2 separate regions of the Homo sapiens genome follow, and region 2 is linked to region 1. Evidence: read pairs that join two places in POLR2A ChIA-PET (ENCODE). Cell type or tissue: B cell. All regions are shown on one strand. Each heading gives the region's core, and the rest is flanking DNA. Links, peaks and the distances in the headings are about the cores only.

The links. ChIA-PET counts read pairs that join two places held together with the same protein. Peaks named below come from ENCODE experiments on the same cell type or tissue, not always from the same donor. Only the 100,000 strongest peaks of a DNase experiment are listed, where the experiment ranks them.
Region 2: POLR2A ChIA-PET joins it to region 1 with 6 read pairs; 2 of 35 experiments call an interaction of 5 or more read pairs at or near these places.

What each region holds. Positions count from the first base shown.
Region 1 is chr19:52,532,782-52,538,157 of GRCh38, forward strand. It overlaps ZNF808 (zinc finger protein 808), which reads left to right. Exons shown (of 5, transcript NM_001039886.4): 2 at 127-228. Among named protein-coding and RNA genes, the nearest start is that of ZNF808, 7.8 kb to the left of the region's middle. RefSeq lists enhancers at 3,250-3,479, 3,287-3,873, 3,610-3,739. In B cell, for the core only: a CTCF peak has its summit at 2,997; a DNase peak (open chromatin) is centred at 3,170; H3K4me3 peaks cover 1,522 bases; H3K27ac peaks cover 976 bases.
Region 2 is chr19:52,086,524-52,091,899 of GRCh38, forward strand. ZNF841 (zinc finger protein 841) reads right to left here. Exons shown (of 7, transcript NM_001136499.2): 3 at 2,414-2,479. Among named protein-coding and RNA genes, the nearest start is that of ZNF841, 6.6 kb to the right of the region's middle. In B cell, for the core only: no CTCF peak of the experiment used is centred there; no DNase peak of the experiment used is centred there.

The DNA.
Region 1 (5,376 bases), core at 111-5,110:
CTAAACTTTGAAGATCATGTTTGGGAAGTTCAAAATAAGTATTGTTTTTTGTGTCATATTTACACATTTCAGTATGTTTTACCTTCTGGACTTAATTGGAAACGTATTGGTGTTTATATTTTGTAGATATCTCTTCCAAATGCTTGATGAAAAAGGTGGAAGGGTCACTTGACCCAGGGAGTTGAAGGCTGCAGTGAGCCCTGTTTTTGCCACCACACTCCAGCCTGGGTGAGTGAGCTACACCCTATCTCAAACAAACAAGCCAATAAATGAGAGGTATAATTCCTCCTTTGAAATTAAAGAAGGAGATTTTCTTTCCTTTCATCTCTTTTCTTAGGACATTTATTAGAAAATTTGCAAGTGCATTTTCTGTTTTCTGAGGTAGTATGTTTTCTTTCTTTTCTTTTGTTTAATTTTCTTTTATTTCCTTTTCTGTTGTTTTCTTTTCTTTCCTTTCCAACGGAGACACAGTTTCGCTCTTGTTGCCCAGGCTGGAGTTAAATGGTGCGATCTCGGCTCACTGCAATTTCCATCTCCCAGGTACATGAGATTCTACTGCTTCAACTTCCAGAGTAGCTGGGACTACAGGCACCCGCTATAATGCCTGGCTAATTTTTATAGTTTTGTAGAGACGGGGTTTCACCATGTTGGCCAGGCTGGTCTTGAACTTCTGATATCAGATGATTCTCCAGCCTTGGCCTTCCAAAGTACTGGGATTACAGGTGTGAGCCACTGCGCCCGGCCCAGGGATGTATTTCTGAAGAACTTGGGAGCTCCTTGAAAGGCAAACAACAGCCACGCGCAGTGGCTCACGCCTGTAATCCCAGCACTTTGGGAGGCCAAGGCGGGTCAATCCCGAGGTCAGGAGTTCGACACCGCCTGACAAACATGTTGAAACCCTGTCTCTACTAAAAATACGAAGAAATTAGCCGGGCATGGTGGCACATGCCTGTAGTCCCAGCTACTCAGGAAAATTGTTTGAACCTGAGAGGCAGAGGTTGCAGTGAGCCAAGATTGTGCCACTGCACTGTAGCCTGGGTGACAAAGTGAGACTCCGTCTCCAAAAAAAAAAAAAAAAAAAAAAAAGGCAAGCAACAAGATAGATTGTACCTGTGTCTCAGTAGGAAATTAAGTAATTCAAACATCAAATGATTCCAATTTAAAGCTATGGACATTTAAATAATTCTGAGCCTTGAGAGGAATGTGGTCATGCAACCAGAGTCTAGTGGAATGCAGGTGCAACTTCTAGGAGTTTTCCTGGCTGACTGTCATGGCTCAAGCCTGTAATCACAACACTTTGGGAGGCCGAGGCTTCCGGATCACTTGAGGTCAGGATTTCAAAACCAGCTTGGCTAGCGTGGTGAAACCCTGTCTCTACTAAAAATAGAGAGAAATTACAGGCGCCTGCCACCATGCCCAGCTAATTTTTGTATTAGGCTTAGTGTTAGGGTTTCTCCCCCTCCCTCGGGATGAAGCTTGTTAGCTGACAGAGATGGTCACCTCCATTACCAAGTAGAGCCAGGATGAACTATGTGTGACCAAGGGCTTTTCAAGTCCTCTTCCCTGAGGACTGATTACTGTTTATCTTGAAAACATGTCCTTAATGGGTTGTATAGAACACTGAAGTTTCTTTCTCTCTTTTCAACCTCTTAGCTGTTTGCCTCTATTTCCCATCACATTCTGGTCTAAAGCTTATTTATTAATGAAGTAGTTTTTCTTTCTTTCTCTATTATCGTCGTGGAGATGATTTCTCATTTGGGGGAAGACTCTTTGTTTTTCAATTATATTTTCTCACATTTAAAAAGTGAAGTAAAGAATATTTCCTGGGCCAGGCATGGTGACTCACGAGTGTAATCCCAGCACTTTGGGAGGCCGAGGCTGGCGGATCACTTGAAGTCAGGGTTCTAGACCAGCCTGGCCAACATGGTGAAACCCCGTCTCTACCAAAAATATGAAAGTTAGCTGGGCATGGTCGTGTGCGCTTGTAATACCAGCTACTCGAAAGGCTGAGGCAGAAGAATAGCTTCAACCCAGGAGGCAGAGGCTGCAGTGAGCCACGATCTCGCAACTGCACCCCAGCATGGGCCACAGAGAAATACTCTGTCTCAAAAATAAAAGGAAAGAAAAAAGTAAAAAAAGAGAAAGTAATAGATCTCTTTCACAAATGTGCTGGGACAACTAACTGGATATTTACATGGAAAAGAATAATATTGGATCTCTATGTCACACCATGAAAAATTTTATTTAAAAACGGGTTAAAAAAAAAAAGGCTGGGCGGGGTGGATCACATCTGTAATCCTAGCAGTTTGGGAGGCTGAGGTGGGCGGATCACAAGGTCAGGAGATCAAGACCATCCTGGCTAACATGGTGAAACCCCATCTCTACTAAAAATACAAAAAATTAGCCGAGCGTCGTGGTGGGCGCCTGTAGTCCCAGTTACTCCAAAGGCTGAGGCAGGAGAATTGCGTGAACCCGGGAGGCGGAGCTTGCAGTGAGCCAAAATCGTGCCACTGCACTCCAGCCTGGGTGACAGAGCGAGACTCCGTCTCAAAAAAAAAAAAAAAAAAAAAAAAAGAGAGAAAAGGAAAAGAGCGAGGGAGAGACGAGGGAGGGAGCCCTGCGGGAGGGGGTGTTACTTTGTCACCCAGGCTGGCCTGGACCCCCAGGTTCAGCGATTCTCCCGCCGCTGCTTCCTGAGTAGCTGGGACCTCAGGCTTCCGCCCCGTGCCCGCATCCCTGCTGTGTTTAGGCAGCAGGTGGTGACCTCACTCCTCCCTGGCCTGAGCACTCCGTCCCGCATCCCAGGCGGAGGCCCTAGGGAAGTCTCTGAAGCTGAGCACAGGGTGGACCCTCCCTCCTGAATGAATGGAGAATAGAAAGGGGGAGGATTTCTGTTATGTTCTGTGGGCCATCAGCATGAAATCGTATATTCCGCCCCGGCAGGGCTTTGCATTTCACATTTTAGTTTGCATGCCCGTTCCAGACAATTCCAGGGCTTTTGAATCATGCTTCAGCCTTCCTGGCCGCTCTCACCTCCAAACACCGAAAAAAACAGGCGCTGGGTGCGAGGCGGAGGGATGCACAGGTCCCGCCCCGGCCCCGCCCTCTGTCGGTTCTAAAGGGCAAGGTCTCTCTGCCTCGCGCCCCGCCTCTACCCCGCCCAGGCCCCGCCAAACTGTTCGCCGGCCCCGCCCAGGCCTGGCTTCAGTCCTGGGCGCGCAAACCCCGAGGCGGATCGCGTGGAGTGAAGGTCGTACCGCGGCGCGTGAGTTTTGCTCTGCCTTGTATTAAGTTTGCGCTTCCCAGGTCCCTGGCGCGTCTGTCCCTGGAAAGTGGGGTCCCCACGGACCTGGAAATTCTCGCCTGTCTTCCTTCATCCAGAGCAAATTGAGATGTCCCCGTAAGAGTCCGGAAGTTGCTTGCTTTTGGGTTTGAACTCGTCCGGAGGCTGGTCCCAACCCCGGTCTTTCTGCTATAGGGCAGTGTATACACTTCCTGTCGCTTAGTTTTCCTGGTCAAAACCCTGTGCTGACTCCACCCACCCCGTTCTTTTTAAAGTCCCCGACCCGCGAGGTGGATTCCCGCCCTGGGCGCCTCCCAGCCTCTCCGTCTTCGGCCCCTGGAGCGAAGCGCTGTGTCCCCAGTCCTGGGGAGGCTGCGTCTTCTGCCTGGTCCTGGAATTCTGCAGGTGCCACCCTTGTCTTAAGGCGCCGTCGCCCCCTACATCCCCCCTCGTGGTGGGCCCTGCTGCTCCCCAATTCTTCCCTTCGCAGTCACCGCTTCCCCTGAACCAGCGTAGGGCAGGTCCCAGCGGCTTGTCCTATGACACCGGGTATTCTTGCCTGCCCAGCTCCACCCTCCGGAAAATGCGCTTCTCCGCGATGCGGGTGTCTTACCCCAAACCCGCAGAGTGGTGCTGGTGGCAATGAGAACAGAGGGAGAAACACAGCAGGGAGGACACCGGGGGATCTGGGGTGCTAGAGAGTGGGGACAGGGGGGCGTAACAGGGAAGAGAGAATTTAACAGGGAGAGCAGAGGAGACGCAGAGATAAGAGGCGGTAATATGTAGAGATTGAGGACGATCAAAAGATTGGGGAGAAGGAGCAACAAGAGGTTAAATAAGGACCGGGCGCTTTGGCTCATGCCTGTAATCCCAGCAGTTTGGGAAGCTTAGGCGGGCGGATCACCTGAGATCCGGAGTTCGAGACCAGCCTGACCAACATGGAGAAACCCCATCCCTGCTAAAAATACAAAACTAGCTGGGCGCGGTTGCATATGCCTGTAATGTCAGCTATTAGGGAGGCTGAGGCCAGAGAATCGCTTGAACTTGGGAGGCGGAGGTTGCGGTGAGCCGAGATCGCACCATTGCACTCCAGCCTGGGCAACAAGAGTGAAACTCTTTCTCAAAAAAAAAGCGGTTAAATAAGTTGTGAGGATGGAGCAGAAGAGGTGGAAGAGGAGTAATAGAGGGAAGAAGGGGATAAATAGCAGGAGAGTAGAGGGGTACAAAATGAGGAGCACAATCCCAGGGAAAAAGAAAAGAAAACAAGAGCTAGAGAGAGAAGGGGAGAATGAGAGATATGTACAGAATTAGAGAGGGAAGCACAGTAATGAAGAAAGAGGGGCCAGGTGCAGTGGCTCATGCCTGTAATCCCAGCACTTTAGGAGACTGAGGCAGAGGGATTGCTTGAGTCCAGGAGTTCAAGACCAGCCTAGGCAAAATAGACACCCCATCTCTTTCAAAAAGAAAGAAAAAATTAACGGGGCATGATAGTGTGCAGCTGTAATTTCAGCTACTCTGTAGGCGGAGGCTGGAGGATCACTTGAGCCCAGGAGCTCCAGGCTGCTGTGAGCAGAGATCATGCCACTGTACTCCAGCCTGGTCAAAAGAGCAAGACCCTGTCTCAAAAAAAAAAAAAAAAGGGTGGGGGACTTTGGGTACAGATGAGTGTGTGAGTTCATTGGATATGATTAGTTGTGACATGTTGACTTCTGTCTATAAAATCTAATAACTTGTTTAAATTATACAGATGAGTTTGAGAATTTTAAATGTCCTATCTGTGAGCCATGTATGTTCTATAAATATTGGTATCAGAGGTTAGCTTCCACTTGGAATCCCTATTCAGACCGAGGGCAGTGACATTCAATTGTGGGTCACTCTTCCCTTTTCCCATGGTGGGGTAGGAAGTGGTGGGAAAAAAAAATCGCTGTTATTACATAATACTTTTAATTAATTAATTAATATTTTGAGATAGGGTCTGGCTCTGTCGCTCAGCTGGAGTACAATGGCGTTATCTACTCTAACTGCAGCCTCGACCTCTTAGGCTCAAGCGATCCTCCCTCAGTCTCCTGAGTAGCTGAGACCACTGGTGTGAG
Region 2 (5,376 bases), core at 236-5,235, 450 kb before region 1:
CTGTTTTCTTTATAAATTACCCAGTCTCCAGTATTTCATTATAGCAATTCAAGAATGGACTAATACAGTGGGGTTTAAATTCATAAGATGAGATGATGAGGAAAGACAGTGGGTGTGGACAGAAACAAGAAGAGGTTCAAGGACTAAGCCATGAGTCATTCCCACATTGGGAAACATTCAGAGTCAGGACACAGCAGCAGAGGAAAGTGTGAAATGGTCAGGGAGGTGACAAGAAAATCAAATAGCTCCTGACAGGCAAAGAAAGAGTAAAGCAGGAAATGAAATACATTGGATTTAGAAATGGGGAGGTCACTGGTGACTCTGAAAAATAAAGTTATCAGTGGAATGGTGGATATGAAAGTTTCATCCAATGCATTCAAGACACAATTGGAGGCAACAAGTGAAGACAGAGACTCTGAACAAGATTGTATTGTATTATGGTCTTAAATGAAGCACAGAAGAGGGGTACTCACTACAGGCAGAAACACAGTTAATGGTATGTTTTGTTTTAATTAGGGCACAGTGGAAGGAAACTAGAGGCTTTAGGGTCTGTGTGTGTGCATGCATTTAATGGGCAATACACCACCATCAGTAAACACTGTTTAAAGTAATTCTGTAGAAGTAAAAATGAATGACACAGTTAAACAAATTTTATGGAAGCCCAAAGTATTTTCGTTGTTTTCTTTTTAACTTATATTTTAAGTTCAGGGGTACATGTGCAGGACGTGCAGGCTGGTTACATAGGTAAATGGGTCATGGGGATGTGTTGTACACATTATTTCATCATCCGGGTATTAAGCCTAGTATTCATAAGTTATTTTTCCTGATCATCTCCCTCCTCCCACCTTCCACTCTCAGGTAGATCCCAGTGTGTGTTGTTTCCCTCTATGTGTCCAAGTATTCTCATCATTTACCTCCCACTTGTAAGTGAGAACATGCAGTATTTGGTTTTCTGTTCCCGTGTTAGTTTGCTAAGGATAATGGCCTCCAGCTCCATCCATGTCCTGGGAAAGGACATGATCTCATTGTTTTTTATGGGAAGGCTGTTGTTTTGGACTAGCCTCCCGAACTACCAGACCAAGCCAGAATGAAGTCTCTTGTGCTGAGTGCCACATTATCAAACTGAACCTTGAAATGGGCCAGGTTTAGGGGAAAAAAAACTCCAAAAAATAAACAGAGAGGCCCGGCGCGGTGGCTCACACTTGTAATCCCAGCACTTTGGGAGGCTGAGGTGGGCAAATCACCTGAGGTCAGGAGATTGAGACCAGCCTGGCCAACGTGGTGAAACCCCGTCTCTACTAAAAATACAAAAATTAGCTGGGCACGGTGGTCCATGCCTGTAATGACCCCACCCCCGAATACTGGCACCACTATCTACTAAAACAGATATCTTCAATGATGCACACATGCCCCAATGAGACCCCAACATCTTCCAAGGAAACTCTCCATATTGACATTTAGATAATGCATCCAAAATGCATCTATAACCATCTTAACGTGCAGCCCAAAATACTCCAAAAAAAAAAAAAAAAACAAAGGTAGCCCCCCTAAATGATCTCTGTGATTTTCCAGATAATACTTCGGTAAGTTGCATGATTCCTGCACTCCCAAAAGACCCCGCAGAAGTCACCATGAAAAGTGCTTATGGCAGTACAGTTCTGGGTTCCACGCTCTCAAGACCAACGAACCAACCCTCCAGCTGCCCAACCTCCCTGTGGACTCCACTTAGGCCTTGCTTCTCACTTCAGTTGACGATAGAACAATATGAGTTTGGATTGTATGGGTCCATTTATAAAAGAATTTACTTCAATAAACATCTGAAAAATATTTTGAAGACTTGCAACAATTTGAAAAAACTCACAGATGAACCATGTACCCTAATTAAGAAAAAGGTATGCCAGAAATGCATAAAATATATGTAACTATTAGTCTATTTTATCACTTAGTACCATAAAACACACACAAATCTATTCTAAGTTAAAATGTACCAAATTTATATAAACACCTCTAGACTGTATATGGTTCCATCTACAGTCAAAATAAATGTAAAAAAATGTAAAGACGCAGTATTCAATCATAACTGCATTAATGAACTGTACTACATACTGAACTTCTATAATAATTTCATAGCCACCTCCCATTGCTATTGTGGTGAGCTCAGGTACCTGCTTAATGTGCCCCGTGATGTTAATCATCTCCATGTGAACTGTTAATCTCTCTAGTAAATTGCAGACCGCAGTAAAAATTGATCTCTGTGGTTCTGGCACATTTTTCATTGTTTGGTGCAATACGATAAACTCTGAATAACAACACAGGACCCATCTGAAGTGCCACTAGTGATGCTGGAAGTGCTCCCAAGAAGTAGAGAAAAGCCATGACATTATAAGAACATGTTGACTTGCTTAATACGTACCATAGATTGAGGTGTGCGATTCAGTTGCCCGCCATTTCAAGATAAATTAATCTGGTGTAAGGACCACTGTTAAAAGAGAAAATTCATGAAGCCGTCACTGCAGCTACACCAGTAGGCACGAAAACAATGTACTTTTTGCTAAATACCTTTTTTATCTCATATTGAAAATGCAGCTTTATACAGGGGCAAAATCACTATAATGAAGGCATACCTGTAGACTCTAATATGATTTGAGAAAAAGGGAAGTTATTTTATGACAACTTTAGGAAGGTAAAGGATCTAAAGCTGGAGAGTTTGATGCCAGCAAAATATGGACTGATAATTTAAGAAGTTTGGCTTAAAAAATGTCAAGATAACAGAAGCAGCCACTCCAACCAAGAGGCAGTAGATGGGGTCCCAAATGCTATGAAGAAAATCATTAATGAGCCAGGCATGATTGCTCACCCCTGTAATCCCAGCACTGTGGAAGGCCAAGGTGGGCAGGTCACTAGAGCCCAGAAGTTCCAGACCAGACTGGGCAACATGGCAAAACCCCGAGTCTACTAAAAAATACAAAAAAAAACAGCCGGACATGGTGACACACGCTTGTAGTTTCAGCTACTCGGGAGGCTGAGGTGAGAGGATGCCTTCAGCCCGGGAGGCGGACATTACAGTGAGCCGAGGTCACATCACTGCACTCCAGCCTGAGCAACCGAGCAAAAAATAAAGAAACTGTGGCATTCCAAAATGATCCATGCACAACCACTCATAATCCCACTTCCAAGTGCTTCTGCCAGACCTAAGAAATTCCTTTCCAAGAGTTCCACATACCCCTTGCTCTTATAACCACACTTGGGACAGGTGCACACACCATACCATGGCTCATCTGAAGGCCCACCCTTGCTTTCTGGAGCCTTCTATGGACTCCCCTCCATTTTCCCCCATTTTTCTACCTCTCCTCCATGCATGCATGAACAAACTAGGCTAAAAGGTACAGGATCTCTGGGCACATGCAACACAGCAGGAGTGTACACAAACTGCAAACTGAAGGACCCTGGGCCTTCAGTATGAAGACCACAAAGTTGGGCCTGCTGAGAAAACTTGCCAGCAAGTGCTGACAATATTAAGTCTAGTTTAAAGGCAGCTGGGCATTGGCTAGATTAAGTTCAGTGAGGATGTCTCAGAAGAGGGGCCCTAAATCTTTCTATACACTAAAGACAAAATATCTGAAAAAAGAAATAAAGAAAACAGTCCTATTTGTAATAGCATCAAAAGGAATAAAATACTTAGGAACAGATTTAACCAGTGAAGTAAAAGATCTGTACACTGAAAGCTCTTAAGACACTGATAAAAGATATTGAAGAGGCCAGGAAAGTGGCTCATGCCTGTAATCCCAGTGCTTTGGGAGGCTGAGGTGGGAGGATTGCTTGAGGTCAGGAGTTTGAGACCAGCCTGGGCAACATAGTGAGACTCTTTCTCTACAAAGAAAAGAAATTAGCCAGGTATGGTGGTGCATACCTGTAGTCTTAGCCCTTCACCCAGGTATGGTCGTGCATACCTATAGTCTTAGCTACCTGGGAGCCTGAGGCAGGAGGGTTGCCTGAGCCCAGGAGTTCAAACCTGCAGTGAGGTATGATCGCCCCACTGCATGCCAGCACTCCAGCTTGAGTAACAATGTGAGGCTGGTCTCTTAAAAAAAGAAAGAAAGAAAGAAAGAAGGAAGGAAGGAAGGAAGGAAGGAAAGAAAGAAAGAAAGAAAGAAAGAAAGAAAGAAAGAAAGAAAGAAAGAAAGAGAAAGAAAGAAAGAAAAAAGAAAGGACTGTAGAGAGCCAAAAGCCAAAGGGTCATGACCAACTCTGCATTCCACTGAAGGCTATATGATTAAACAGCAAACTGTTTATCATGAATGCAGGATGTGGGCAAACTCACATCTGCCCTGCCGCCAGAAGGTATGCTGAGTGCAATTACTCCCTGGCACCATGCTCCTTGAGGTTATCTACTGAAACATCTGGAGGCTACTGTTCAGAGAATGCAGTCGTGCAAGCCTGCACCAAGTCAAGCAGCTGACTGACAACCACCCGCTTCTCCCTATCTCCTTTACTCAATAAATATGAAGGGCTCTAAAAGCTCAGGACTCTTGCTCACTAGAAGCAAGGAGCCCCTGACCCCTTCTTCCAAATATACTCTTTTGTCTTTGTCTTTATTCCTGTGTCCGTCCCCCTTTGTTCAGTCCACAGGCATTGGGGCTGCAACAAAGGATAAAAAAAACATTGAAGAACACACAAAGAAATGGAAAGCTATCCCATGTTCATAGATTGTAAGAATATTTTAAAATGATTAAAATGTCCATACTACCAAAAGTGATCTGCAAATTCAGCACAATCCCTATCAACACTCCAATGCTATTTTTCACAGATAAAAAAAGAAAAAACCCTAAAACTTTTATACAACCACAAAAAACTCCAAAGAGCCAAAGCAGTGTTGAAAAAGAACATGCTAGAGGCATCATACTTTCTGATTTCAAACTATATTATAAAGGTACAGCAATCCTAACAGTATAATACTGGCATAAAAACACACAGAGAACAATCAAACACAAGAGAGCCCAGAAATAAACATGCACATATACAACTAGCCTTTGACAAGGGCACCAAGAATATACAATGAGGAAAGGACAGTCTCATCAATAAATCCTGTCGGGAAAACTGTATATTCACATTCAAAAGAATATGAAACTGGACCCTTATCTCACACTATATGCAAAGATAAACTCAAAATAGATTAAAGATTTAAATATATGATCTAAAACCGTAAAACCCCAGAAAATAGAAAAAAAGCTCCTTGACATTGATCTTGGCAATGATTTTTTTGGATATGACACCAAAAGCCCAGGCAACAAATGGTGGGACTACATCAAACTAAAAAGTGGGACTATGTCCAACTAAAAAGTTTGGCCAGGCGCAGTGGCTCATGCCTGTAATCCC